Linked DNA regions of Homo sapiens: region 2 is linked to region 1. Evidence: chromatin loops called from intact Hi-C (ENCODE). Cell type or tissue: PC-3. All regions are shown on one strand. Links, peaks and the distances in the headings refer to the core of each region. The heading gives the core; the rest is flanking DNA. Region 1 overlaps LINC01611 (long intergenic non-protein coding RNA 1611). Region 2 has its middle 8.3 kb from the start of TBX18-AS1.

Region 1 (2,925 bases), core at 89-2,588:
AGGGAAATTCTCTTGAGGGGTGAGGACAGAGCAGAGCAAACAATGGCTCTGCTCATTAAAAATACTTTCTTCATACCATCACCATTCCTGAAAAAGAGAAATCCTGAGATAAGTAAAGTGGCAGTTCTGTTGACATAAAAGAAGTCGTTAGAAGGGAGGGTGGGACGGGCAGAAAACTGCCATGTAACTACTCTTCCTATCCACTTTTCCAAGTGCTTTCCTGGGAAGTTTTCCACTGTTTGACTTTTTATTTTCTTTACGGAATTTATATCTCCTCACCTAATGTTGCTGGTTTTCACCCCAATTATACCTGTAAAAGCCATTTGTGAAGTCACCTGGAAGATTTTTGACAGAAAGGGGGTGTGTAGATCTGGAAATGCTAGATGGGGCCCCTGCATCTGACTCCTTGTCCCAATTCTTTTCCTTGGGAATTGCCTGAAGAAATGCCTCTACTGGGGCTTGTTACATTTGTAAATGAATTTTTTTCCATTGTGTGTGGGAGTCTTGAGAACTTACTAATATTGAAACAGGTAACAACAATTTAAACATTTTTAAAAGTTGATGCAAACAAATAGCCTTAAGAGTTAACATTATTAACACATTTCTATTCCGCTAATGTGGTATGAAACTGACACACAGAATTTTCAATTGTATTATTCCATGTTACCCTAAAAAACAATTTTGGAATGAACTCAAGAAAGGTAATGTTCTTTTTACTTTAGATAAAAGAAATCACTGGGATAAAAATGGAAGGGATGTATAGCTGTTATAAAAGAAAGGTATTTAAGTCAAGCAAGAATTTAATTGCCATTTCACAGTGCCTTGCTTTTGTTCCTAATTTTCTAATCCTGTTCTGTACTGTTCCTTATTTTCTAATTTTCTAAGCTGATAACGACCCACACGTGCAAATTCTGGTTTAACACCCCAGAAAGTTTAATTGCATTTATTCTTGTTTACTGGTTTTGGCAATTTTAGCCAATCTTATGATCTTTTGCAAAGTAACAACGTAGAGACAGTATGAATGCTGATGGTAGATGTTGAAGCTGATAATTAAACCAGACTTTTTGTGAGAGGGAATTTTGTAGCCCAGGCTCACAAGCTCACAGACTTTCCTTGTTGTGAGATTATTTATTTACTCAGATCCCCACACATTTTGTGTTTTATCCTGGGGTTGGGCGGAGGCAGGCGTGGGGAAGCCTTTTCTAAAAGTCAGAGTACGAAATACTCAAAGGGATTCCTAAATTCAGCAATTACTCAACCACTGGTGCAGAGAAGGTAAGTTATTTAGAGTTGTTGATGTTTTAAATAAGCCGAGTGAAGGAAGCTCTTCAGGCGGACAAAGCGGAGAATATTGGGCCAAAGGGCCGAGCACACCCCTGCAGTGCCCTTCGCCCAGTCTACCATGGGGTGGCGCTCTAAGGCCCAGATTTGCCCGCCCTCGTCCTCCACGCGCTATTGCAAGCAGCAGAGAATGAACCCTCTCAAGCTTTCGTTCTTGTGTCTCTTTCTCATTGTACATGTAAAATATTTACATTGAAAACCCACTGACCGTCAGCAATGATGAAAATAACTAAGTAATTAGAAATTGGTTGGACATTTGTATACTTAGCTCTCTCAAGTATGTTTATACAGCTGATAGAAATGAAGGTTTGGGATAAAAAGAATAATAGCACTATCATATAATTTCAAAGTTTGAATTACTTTTTTTCCTGAAAATATTTTAGGTTAAAAAAACCGCTCATATCTAAACTCCTAGAAATCCACTTTTAACCTTTTAATAAATTATGCCATATAATACAATTTTAAAATCCAAAGATTCAAGGTAATTTAGTTATTAATGAAGTCAGAGTTACTGTATTTTTTCATGATAAAAGAAGGAAGGTGAATAGATTTTAAATAAATGAAGATTTCAAGCTAGCACCTTTGTTTTAGTTTAGCACCCTGGACTATGCCCTGTTGAAAGCATTAAAGAAAGATGCAAAATCTTTGAATAAACTGCAAATTAATCTCCATTACCCAAATAATTTCCATCATTTTTATTGTTTTACTGGGCAGATATATTGCTCTGTGTAAAGGGAAAAAAGAGAGTGCTCGATTTTCAAAGGGAAAGAAGCATAGAGGATAAGGTTCACAGCTACAAAAATACATATGATTCATTTTAAAATGGAGCCTTAAAGACAGTGGTCTGGTCAACCATCAGCATCTTCCATTACCAAGAAGAAAATATCCTCCCATATGAACCATATCTACCATTTTTTATCTTATTCATTTTACTTAATATCATATCATGAGCACTTTCCCAAATTATTAAATACTCTTAGAAAATCTCATTATTCATGGCTCTATCATCATTTAAAAAAATTTTGCGTATTACTCATTGAACAGACTATTTTTAATTTTTCTAAACAATTGTCTAATAAGTCCTTATAAATAAAATTGCCCAGGAGATATATGTACATAAATTTTTGTCAAGCAACTGTCTTTAAATCTTTAAAGAAAGTTTTATTTTAATGTAAAAAAATTTAATCTTAACTTTAAAAAGTTTTTTAAAAAGAAACCGTAGATAAATATACTCCTACATAATATAAAATTGATTATATAGACAAGCATTTTTTTGTCGGGGGGGTGGGGGGAGGGTTGGAGAGTGTCAGGATTTTAAAATCCCAGTTAGAATAAACAGATACTGTATCTACTTGGATTAATTTTGAGATGCCAAATTTCCAGAACTATTCATTAATATCTCATTAATGTCAGATTTATATACTCAACAAATCTGAAAGAGTCAATCTAATTTACTATTTAAACGTTGACATTTTATATTTTTTCTACACAAATATTTGGGTTTAAAAAGGAAACCAAGAGCTATATTGGGAAAAACTTTGATGCCCCTGACCCTAAGAAAGCGTTACTCTTCATGAAGAAAGA
Region 2 (2,925 bases), core at 99-2,598, 260 kb after region 1:
ATTGATTTCTGCCTAAATACATTTTAAAAATGTATTTTTAAAATTACATTTAATGTAATGTAGTGTAATAAAATGTAATGCAACAATTTTCCTCTATAGACTACATTCAAGGAATGTACTATACATGCTCATAGGATGTATCACAAAAACGTTATGTTGAGCCGATAGAAGCCTGGTGCAAGAGAATGGAATGGATGACCCCATTTATATGAAGTTCTAGAACAGCCTAACCCAATCTTTAGTGACAAAAATCAGTTCAGTTTGCTAGAGTTAGGGTGGGGTAGGGTGAGAAATGGATTGACTACAGAGGGATATGAGAGAACTTTCAGGGGGTGAAACAAAATTTCTAGATCTTAATTGGGATTGTAGTTACACAGGTATATACGTTTGTCAAAACTCATCAAATAGTACATTAGAATATAGAAAATTTTAAAAATGAAACAGAAAAGAGGGATTTATACACAAGATAACACAATTTCTGATTTTCGTTTATTAGATTATAGCAACCTAATAAACGTTAGTGGCCAATATTGGCCAGAAAAAAAAAACAAAAACGGAATTAGTTATTTTAATATCAGAAGAGTAGAGTTAGCCAGGCGCGGTGGTTCACGCCTGTAATTCCAGCACTTTGGAAGGTTGAGGAGGGCAGATCAGCTGAGGTCAGGAGTTCAAGACCAGCCTGGCCAACACGGTGAAACCCCGTCTCTACTAAAAATCCAAAAAAAAAAAAAAAAAAAAATCAGCTGTGCATGGTGGTGTGTGCCTGTAGTCCCAGCTACTCAGGAGGCTGAGGCAGGAGAATTGCTTGAACCCAGAGGGGGTGGGGCGTGGGGCGAGGTTGCAGTGAGCTGAGATTGCACCACTGGACTCTAGCTTGCGTGACAGAGTCGACTCCGTCTCATAACAAACAAACTAAAAAAAGAGTAGCGGTTAAGATAATGTATACATAAAGTATAAAGTATTATATACTCAGGAAAGAAAAATAAGTCAATAATACAAAAATATACTAATAAAAGATAGCATATATATACATATATGTGTGTGTATGTATGTGCTAGAGCTATGGAAAAGAATTAATTAATTAACCTACAGATTAGGAAGTTGAACACATCCCTCTCAGAATCTGACAGATCAGGTAAATAAAGAAAATAAAAATCTGAGTCGCATTATTACTAAGTTAAACAACTAATAAACAGAAAAACATATTCTTACTGAGAATAAAACATTCACAAAATTGTGCAGGAAAACATGTGAAGCCTAAATAAATTATGCAAGATTGAGGTCATAAAGTTCATACAGACTATATTCTTTTACACTAATGCAACAAAATTAAAAATCAATAACAAAGTGGAACCATCCTTACAAGGTTAACAAGAATTACAGATTCTGGACAGACACATAATAAATATTAATCAGGTTGCACTTTGTCTCACTCCCTTATAGCTGTTGACTAACCAGAAGACACAGAGCACTAGATACTGACCATGTGCATCTCCATTGTTCCTATACATAGATCTGACCTTAGAATCATAAAGCTTTTATTTAAGAATTGCTTATGATGTTTTTCAGATCCTGAATTCCAGCAGAATGGCTGCCATCAACCAGTTTGAAGACCCTCACAGAAGAACCCAATCAGCATGAGAATGTAGTTCCTTTATCTCCCATCCCATAACTTCACTTTGCACTCTTCAACCAATCAACAGTCCCCATACTTTGGCCCACTACTCTTTCAAAGTCTTTAAAATCCCTAGCCTCATACTCCGCGGAGTGGCACATTTGGGGTTTCCTCCCTTCTCCTCATACAGCTGCTTACCATTAAACCTCTTTCTGTGTGCCTGTGTCTCGGTGTATTTACTTGCTCTACATCAGGCAACAAACCTGTTATGACAACAAAAGAATAACTAAAATAGCCCCATATGCCCAGTAACTTAGACAAAATACAATATAAATCTTAGGTTAAAAAGGACATCACAAGGAAAATATGAAATATGAAGAACTAAAAGACAAGAAATTACTGCGTATCAAAACTTGCGGGAAAACATATAAAAAAATTTAAACATTCAAGTGCTTTTATCATTGTTAGTAGCAGTGAATCGTACAGGTCTGCAGCAACCTCAATTCTAGCCTCCTCAGAAGGAAGAACTCGATGGAGGGCGTAAGGCAGAGGGAGGGACTGAGACAAAATTTAGAGCAAGAGTGAAACTTTATTAAAAAGTTTTAGAGCAGGAACGAAAGTAAAGTACGCTTGGAAAAGGGCCAAGTGGGTGACCTGAGAGATTCAAGTGTGCAGTTTGACGTTTGACGTTTGACATTTGACTTGGGGTTTTATACATTGGCATGCTTCCGGGGTTGCATTGCTTCTCTCCTAATTCTTTCCTTGGGGTGGGCTGTCCGCATGCACAGCGGCCTGCCAGCACTTGGGAGGCGCTGCACGTGCAGTGTGTTTAGTGTTGACTGAAGTTGTGCGCATGCTCACTTGAGGCGTTTTTCCCTTACCAGTCTAGCATTCCTAGAGAAGGCCAGATACCAATTAAACTCTGACATTTGGCCTCTGAATGCGCATGCTTGAGCCCACTTGCCCAACTCCTGAGATCTTATTGGGAAGCTGCTGATCACTAGTTTCGGGTGTTTCTTTCTATTGGGAGAGACTGCCTTTCCCTGTTGCTGGCTGCGAGCAATTAATATTTTAGAGAGACAGTTTAACAACAGCCTGACCATACCTGATAGTCACCTGACATTCCTGGTGGATGGGGGGCTTCTCCTGCCCTGCTCATGTCTGAAGTACCTACTGTAACATCATCAAATGAGAAAAACTAAAAACCATTAGCTCAAACTTCAACATGGAAGCCAGGAAAAGAGCAATAAAATAAACCATCCCTACAAAAGCCATCCCACCAAAAAAAAAAAAAAAAAAAAAAAAAAAAA

What was found. A loop is a pair of places that touch in the nucleus more often than their neighbours do. Peaks named below come from ENCODE experiments on the same cell type or tissue, not always from the same donor. Only the 100,000 strongest peaks of a DNase experiment are listed, where the experiment ranks them.
Region 2: a loop joins it to region 1, with 12 times the contacts of the local background. A loop is called at or near these places in 9 of 110 quality-filtered maps.

What each region holds. Positions count from the first base shown.
Region 1 is chr6:84,421,156-84,424,080 of GRCh38, forward strand. It overlaps LINC01611 (long intergenic non-protein coding RNA 1611), which reads right to left. Exons shown (of 5, transcript NR_132100.1): 5 at 1-87. The region is part of intron 1 of LOC107986620 (a long non-coding RNA gene); the gene reads left to right. Among named protein-coding and RNA genes, the nearest start is that of LINC01611, 52 kb to the right of the region's middle. In PC-3, for the core only: CTCF peaks have their summits at 1,421 and 1,620; no DNase peak of the experiment used is centred there.
Region 2 is chr6:84,679,672-84,682,596 of GRCh38, forward strand. No RefSeq gene overlaps it. Among named protein-coding and RNA genes, the nearest start is that of TBX18-AS1, 8.3 kb to the right of the region's middle. In PC-3, for the core only: no CTCF peak of the experiment used is centred there; no DNase peak of the experiment used is centred there.